Regions from separate parts of the Homo sapiens genome. Here region 1 is linked to region 2. Evidence: chromatin loops called from intact Hi-C (ENCODE). Cell type or tissue: CD4-positive, alpha-beta T cell. All regions are shown on one strand. Each heading gives the region's core, and the rest is flanking DNA. Links, peaks and the distances in the headings are about the cores only.

Evidence for each region. A loop is a pair of places that touch in the nucleus more often than their neighbours do. Peaks named below come from ENCODE experiments on the same cell type or tissue, not always from the same donor. Only the 100,000 strongest peaks of a DNase experiment are listed, where the experiment ranks them.
Region 1: it touches region 2 in a loop (14-fold over the local background); 9 of 110 quality-filtered maps call a loop at or near these places.

Annotation. Positions count from the first base shown.
Region 1 is chr3:143,451,092-143,455,165 of GRCh38, forward strand. The region is part of intron 12 of SLC9A9 (solute carrier family 9 member A9); the gene reads right to left. Among named protein-coding and RNA genes, the nearest start is that of SLC9A9-AS1, 110 kb to the left of the region's middle. In CD4-positive, alpha-beta T cell, for the core only: no CTCF peak of the experiment used is centred there; no DNase peak of the experiment used is centred there.
Region 2 is chr3:143,123,159-143,127,232 of GRCh38, forward strand. CHST2 (carbohydrate sulfotransferase 2) reads left to right here. Exons shown (of 2, transcript NM_004267.5): 2 at 1-856. Among named protein-coding and RNA genes, the nearest start is that of CHST2, 5.4 kb to the left of the region's middle. RefSeq lists an enhancer at 86-215. In CD4-positive, alpha-beta T cell, for the core only: no CTCF peak of the experiment used is centred there; no DNase peak of the experiment used is centred there; H3K4me3 peaks cover 48 bases; H3K27ac peaks cover 357 bases.

The DNA.
Region 1 (4,074 bases), core at 927-3,426, 330 kb after region 2:
CAAACACGGGGCAGCTTCATTACTGGCCAACTACAATCTCTACTGCAAATCTAGCACTGGCAAGAGTGTTATTAAAAAAAAAAAGAGGAAAAGAAGAGCTAATTTTCATCCAAACATTTCTGTAGTGTTTTTGCAAAACAGCTATCTGTACTGAGTACAATGAAATCTGCATTAAAGCATATTTTGCCTCTAATGGGCAATTCCCTGTCTTAAGCAGTTTCTTCCAAGTGATCCTTTTTGGTAGAATCCAGCACTTATTTTTAAAAACTTTAGTTAAAATCTCATATATTGGTTACACAATTAATCTTCAGGGTAGATGCAAAATGGGTGTTTCATTGCAACTTTTTGGATTTTACACAGTCATTTTTTAAAACAGTTTCATTAATGTTTAAAACACATACTAGTAAGTAAAAGACTGTAATATATTAAAACATAAGGCTTTATGTTTTAAAAGAGAAGTTAAGGATCCCAGGGAATTAAATAATGTAATCAAAACACTGAAATCTGTTTCAAAGCAGTACTAGTTCACCGATAACCAAAAATAAAGGAGAAAAGGGGAAGTTCCCCCTGCTTAATGCTTACAAAAAGGACTTTTCTATATTGCTTTCACACTACATTATAGGTTTCCACATTACCAGGACTAGAGAATGAAAGAAGCGTATGAACATATATGGAGGATATGACCATTTTAAGTTTTACTTTTGGGATAAGACATATCAGAGTAACGCAAAGGCAAATTTGAGTATTTCCTCTCAACATGATATGATTGGCAAATATATACATACAATTAGTAATATATATGATTAATAATATAGAAATGTAAGGCCTTGATTACAAAAAATTACACTGGGAAATTTAATGTACTTCTTTCAGAATCTGACACATCTAGTAAAAATATAGGTAAAGATACAGACAATTTGAGTAACATAATCAAGAAACTCAATTTAATAGGAAACTGAATCATCCTAAATGTAATAGTCGAATCAGATGATGATTATTGATGGATGCTAAAAACAGTGGGTAAAAGATTGTTAGAAACAGGATATTTATACTGTCCTTAAGTATCCTCCCACAGATTAAAAACTAATTACAAAGGTAAAAATATACCTTTGCAACTGAGGTTAACACTGTCACCACATGAACAAACTTAGCATTACCAATGGTGGAACAACCTGACCTCATGTGCCCATTAGCACACAACAGTATCGATGAATATTCTTGCCAAAAATATTCAACCTGAATTTCAAGCCTTGACCTAATTTCTAGTTTACAGGAAATATAGCACCGAAAAGAATACATTAATTGTTGCTGTGGGAAAAAAAGCAAGTCCAGGGTGTGGAATAGTGTATGAAACAACTGACCTGGTTTCTTCTGAAAAAACAAAAAAGAAGGAAAAACTGATTAAAAAGACTAAAAAAAAAAAAAAAAAAAAGACCAAATGCAACACATTATCTTGATTGGATCCTGAATTTTAAAATATCTTATAAGTTTTTGCAATAACTGGAAAAATTTAAATATGTACTGATAATACTGTCAATTGTTAAAAAAATTTCTAGGTACAATAACTGTACTTTGGTTATCTAAGAGAATGTCCTTATTTCTAGGTGCAATGACGGTACTTTGGTTATCTAAGAGAATGTCCTTATTTCTAGGTGCAATAACGGTACTTTGGTTATCTAAGAGAATGTCCTTATTTCTAGGTGCAATAATGGTACTTTGGTTATCAAAGAGAATGTCCTTATTTCTAGGTGCAATAACGGTACTTTGGTTATCTAAGAGAATGTCCTCATTCTTAGAAGATGCATGCTTTAATATTTAGATAAGAAGCATGTGATGACTATTCTCACATTCAAATGGTTCAGTGAAAAAGCAACAAATTAAAAACCATTCACATAATTATATTTAATATATATGCATATTATGTATATATATGGAAAGGCAAGAATGCGAAGTGAGCAATTTATTAATAATGGGTGAAACTAGGTTAAGGGCATATCGATATTTATTTTACTATTAGGTTGAACCATACGAAATTGGCAATACTTGACCATTTTTTAGCTACAAATGACAATTTTACCTTGAATACACAAATTAACATAGGAGACACTAGAAAGGTGACAGAAGACACACCATTAAAAATGACTGAAGGAATCAGAGGGCTTCACAGTTGACTTTGATCTAGGTTTTAAAGACTAGATTATTTCTATATTATGTTATTTCAGAATATGAAAAAATGGAAAAGCCTTTAGTTCATGTTATGAATATAGCATATCCTTAATAATACCTAAACCCAGTAAAGATAGCTCCCTCCCCACAAAGGGAAAAAGAAAACTATAAGACTAATTCAAATTTATTATTATACATACAAAATTTTAGGGAAAAATAGTTATCTTGAGAATGTAAGGATAATTCAGTATCAGGACATCTATTAACATATTTCATCATACTAACAAATTAAAAGAAGAAGAAAACTGTATGATTATCTCAACATATTCTGAAAGTGCTCTCTCTATATAAATAATTCACTGACATTTCTAATCAAAGCTATAAGTTAAAATAGGATTATTTTATGAGTGCTGAGCACTGCTCAAAGGACATTAACATGTATCTTTTCCCATTTAATCTTTATACATTTAATCTCCAGAGATAGATGCTGTTATTACCCCCATTCTACTTTCTACAGTAAATGCCTAGGAGAGAGAATGCTTGGTGCTATGGTTTGAATGTTTTTTGTCCCCTCCAAATTTCACATTGAAATTTAATCCCCAATGCAACAATATTAGGAGTTGCAGCCTTTGGAAAGTGAATGACATTGGGTGCCCATATGAAAGGGTTTGAAGGAGGAAGTTTGTCCCTCTTGCTCTTCCACCTTCTGTCATGTGAGGACATAGTGTGTTTGTCCCCTCCAGAGAAGGCAGCATAAAGGTGCCATCCTGGAAGCAGAGAACCACCCTCACCAGAAAACTAAACCTGCTGGCACCTTTATCTTGGACTTCCCAGCTTCTAGAACTGGGAGAAAATAAATTTCTGTTCTTCGTAAGTTTTCCAGTCTTAGGTATTCTGTTATAGCAGCACAAAACAAACTAAGACACTGGGTCATATAGTAATTGTATTTTTACCTTATAATACACTGCTAAAGTGATTTACAGATTGGCTGTATTATTTTAGATTCCCACCAGCAATGTATTCTCTCTAGGTGTGTAGCTTTGTATTTTCATTCTCTGAACAGTGTTTTGGCAAAGTAAGGTATTTTCATGATTTTTTCTTTTATGGATGATGTTCTTCATATAATATCTAAGAATCCTTTGCCTAATTCAAAGTCATAAATACTTTCTCTTATGTTTTTTCTCGAAGTTTTATAGTTTTATATTTTGATCTATGATCCATTTTGAGTCAATTTCTTTGTAAGTTCTGAGGTTTAAGTCAAGGTTCATTTTTTGGCCTACGGATATTGTATTAGGTTTCTATTGCTGTGTAACAAACTACCAAACCTTAGCAGCATAAAACAACACCTATTAGCTCCCAGTTCTGTAGGTCTGATCTCTGGCATAATGTGACTGGATTTTCTGATTAGGATATCACAAGGCTGAAATGAAGGTACTGGCTAGGCTAGGTTCTTGTCTGGAGGCTCTGGAGGAAAATCTTTCTAATATCATTCTTCTTGTGGGCAGAATTCATTTCCTTGAGGTGTAAACTATGGCTCCCTTTTCCTTTCTGGCTGTCAGCCAGGTATTATTCCCAGCTCCCAGAGGCTTCCAAAATTCCTTGCCACGTAGCCACTTCCAACTTTAAGCCATGATGGCGCATCAAATCCTCCTGAATGTATGAGTTCCTCTTCAAAGACTTGCCAGAGAAAACTCTCTTCTTATAAAAAGGTTCATGTGATTAAGTCAGCCTCACAAGGTAATCTTCCTATTTCAAAGTCTACTGTGTCATATTAAGATAATCCATCATATTTGCAGTTCCAAGGATTATGCAAGTCATGTGTATCAGGATGGGGAGGGGCAGAAAATGCTGGGAGTCATCTTAGAATTCTACCAACCACAGATAGACACTTATTCTAATACCATTTGC
Region 2 (4,074 bases), core at 634-3,133:
TAGGTGTCCAGGAGTGAAACACATCTTTGTATTCTAAAGGCAGAAACCAAACAGGGCAGTGGAAGAAAAAGCACACTACTCTCTTCAACTTTGAACACAGGAAGAAGCAACTCCTTCAGGACTTGAAGGCATTTGGTTTTTCATTCCTCTTCAGTTAAAATGGGGAACCTTGAAGCAGAGACCAATGTTTTGGTGCTGAGGCTGGTTCAGAAAAAGGATTTTTAAAAAAAGTATGTAATTTTTAAAAGTTCTGATGATTAGAACACAGACCTCAGGAAAGTAGCGTGAACATACTGCTGGCGATGGTAGCAGCTTCGTTGGTTTAGCAAAGTGACAGAAGTATCTATTTGGAGTGTTTTTCTGACCCTGACACGGTATGTGGAGGTGGATGAAAGCAGCGAAGTTTCATCTGAGAACCGTAAGGGTTTTCCCTTTTCTTACTTGCTTCCCATTTAAATCAGTGCAAGAGAGAATATGAATTTATAATGCTTTACTTGGGATGCCTGTGGAATATGTTGCTTTTCTTTATCATGTTTCCTAAAAGTAAATTTGCAAAGAAAGTAACATGCTGCAGACAGTATAAGGCTTCAGCCAAGAGCTTCTTTTAGATATGATAATGAATTGTGGTAAAGAGGAAATGAAAATGAACTAGTGTGTAGGATTTTGAAATTTGGTATTTTCCAGGGAGAAAACCGTTACATTTTCCTGTAGTGGTTATGATGTTGTGTCCTGAACCCATTTGGTACTGAAACATTCTGCAGAATGTTATACTATGAGAAGAAATTGTGAAGCCCAAATGGGAACAAGAGACAGTGTAGTTGTATATGACAGTAAATACAGTACAAGTTCACTATCATCATGGTTTTATTTCACTGTGATTTTTTATGAGATCTCTGAAAGCCAACATGCATAGGTTAAATGCTGAGAATTTTATTTTAGGGAAAAGATGATAAAAATAATCTGTACGTGGGGAATATTTTAACACACAATGATTCTTAAGTATAATTACCATTGCAATACAAAATCTAGCTACGCTGGTAAGAATTCCAAGGTAAAGAAGCATAAAGGTTTAAAAAGGGGTATATTTAGAAATGGATTTTATAACACAATCTAGAATGCTTATTTCTTAATTTACTAAAATAGTTTTTAGTATTGTGTTTCTGAAGCCAGATTACATCTATAATACATTGATCATGTTTTCCATATTTTTGTGGTAGTGCCTATGCTGAATTAGCTTCACCAGCAGTAGAATATTTGTAATAGATTTAATTTAAGAATACTTTAAAGTTAAATGAACAAAATAAATACTAATATTGGATGGCTATAGATGAAACAGATTTAACAGGAAATTAAGAGAGCAGCATTAAAAAGCAACCACTCTGAATAAAATAACCATTTATAAACAAATTTTGTGTGGCATTAGAATCAGCTCTTAACAATTGCGGTGAAATTCATGCCTAGTTGTTGAGTGAAGGATTTTCAAGCAGTGAATTCATTCTTCTTTCAGCTTATCTAAGGACTTGGACTGTGTTAAAGTAGAATTATGATGTTTTGGATCTTGTATTTAAAACAATATTAGATGCTAGATAGAGCCTTTGCAGCTGGCAGAGCATTTGTGGCCTCTGCTCAGATGAAATTTTAAGCTAAACACCAACAGATCCTCTGCTTGCTCTGTTTGAACAGGGTTTCCGTTCGTAATCTTGTTTTGTAGCAGCTGCATTCTCTCCACTCTGCCACTCCTGTGCTCTGTAATTTGAAAAGGTGAATTGTTGCTCCTGGAGATTTGTACCTAGCTGCCTTCTAGGAAAGTGAGACAGGTGGTGTTCCCACTAAGGGCTGAGCTAGTCATATCAGTGACATTCAGCTTCCGAAGGTTTGAGAAGGAGAGAGAAGAATTTTTGGCGTTAACAAGCTTCTGTCAACCCCTAGTGCAAGCAGACCTGTGCTATGACAAATTGCAACAGAGCCTGTGACCATTCTTGAGGCAGCAAATATGAACGAGATCCTTTCACATTTCCCAAGCTGGCAATATGTCCGTCAGCAAGAGAAAATATTCTTTAGAGCAGGTTGTCAGAGTGATTTTCATTTTCAAATTCTGCTCAATGATAGCACTCCTTACTTACCGCTTGGCTTTGGAATGCCTTTGTTAATGAGTAAGCTGTATTTATAAAACAAAGTTTACCCAGTGCGTTTAGTCAACAAATTTGAGTTTGGAACAAGGCAGAGGCACAGGCTGGGGGCTTAAATTTCAAGGAGCTCAGAGCCACTCAAAGACCTCATTCAGACTGACAGTGGATACCTTGCAGGCAGGGGCCAGAGCAAATCTATACCCTTCAGTGTCCACCACATAGTGCATGATAAATATTTATTAAATAAGTGAATGAAATATGCAACTATCAAATTTTGAAAATACTTGGAAGGGAGAGAGTGGAAGAGTGTATTACCTGTGTGGGGAAAATGCCAGCCTGTTCAGTAAAGTTTGCTGAAGGAAATAAGCCATAGGCTCTATTTAGATGTGGGGAGTGAGCAATAGGAATATCTTCAAGATTTCCAGGGCAACTGTTTATAGACTATTTCCCAGCGATGAATTAGAGAAAAAATGCACAATTTCTAAATGTGGAGAGGTAAATGTTTCAAAGTAAGGAATTTGATTGTTACTGTTTTCCCACTTGCATGAACACCATAAGGGCGGGGATCAGAACAAACCTGCAGAGCAGATGTTGTCCAGGGGTCTCAGGGAGGGCTAAAAAGCTATTTATTTTTGCAGAAGTCATGTGGCACTTATTGTTTTGAGTGCTGCAAATGTGTAGTTTGATGGACTGTGATGGAGCAAATGTTGTCCAGGGGTCTAAGGGAGGGCTAAAAAGCTGCTTTTTTTTTTTTTTTTTTTTTTTTGCAGAAGTCATGTGGCACTTATTGTTTTGAGTGCTGTGAATGTGTAGTTTGATGGACTGTGATGTGTTAGGTTGGTGCAAGCGTGATTGTGGTTTTTGTCATTGAAAGTAATGGTAAAAAACTGCAATTACATTTGCACCCACCTAATAGATTTTCTGCAGGTGTAGGGATGGTTACTTTCAGGAAGTTTGTCCTATTGTGGATGCTGAGCGAGACAATGGCTGCCTGTTCCCATACATTCCCTGCTTGGCCACAGCCAGTTTTGTCCAGGATTTCTGTTGTACACAGTACAGTTGCAGCTGGATTATGTGATTGGTTTGAAATTAATGTGAATTTGGGGGAGGCTATTAAATATTCCCTAGGTCTTGAAACGCAGACTCTAGAGATGACTCTAGGAAGAGCAAGAGGGAAATGAAAAGCGTGTCTCATCATGTAGGCATGGTAAATAAGGACAAGGTGTCACTTTACCATCCTCCTCCAACTTTCTTTCTTCCCTACACACAACACACATGCACACACACATACAATTGAGTTTCTGCATCGTCTTGAAGAGATCTGGATGAGAGAATGTTCTAATCCCAGCTAACAGATGCGTGGTGAGGCACACTTTTGATCTCAGGCTTCTGGAGAGTGAGTGGTCGGCCAATTGTTATATTAGAAAGCTTGACAGTTCTGCGTCAGGATCCAATGGGGATAGGTAGAAAATGACAATCACAATTTGAGGAATGACTTGAGGTGTGTGATGGGATGTCCTGAGGTAAATGCGCAGTTTATAGACCCCTTTTGTCCTTCACCTTGAGGAAACCCTTTTCAAATCTGTCACAGCTAAGAAAACAATTCATTCAGACACTTTCCCTGCTTTCTGTACATTCAGTTGCTACTTTTGCAGTTCAAGTATGAGCCACTGAGCTGCTCAGGTACAGGCTTTGGTACAAGTATTTAATAATTGAAATTACAGGGCTTGGCTTTTATTACATCTGATGCAATTCTGCACATCCTTAATCAAATTATGCTAAGAAAATGTTGAACTTTGCATAACACATTAAGTTTATAGAATTGGAAACTGTATGAACCAGTGTTTGGGGTAGGGGGTGCTGGTATTGTTTCTAAATGAAGGAGCTTTGAAGGAGCAGGAGCCTGTCTGTACACATGGTAACAGGATGATAAAGGATGGCCAAG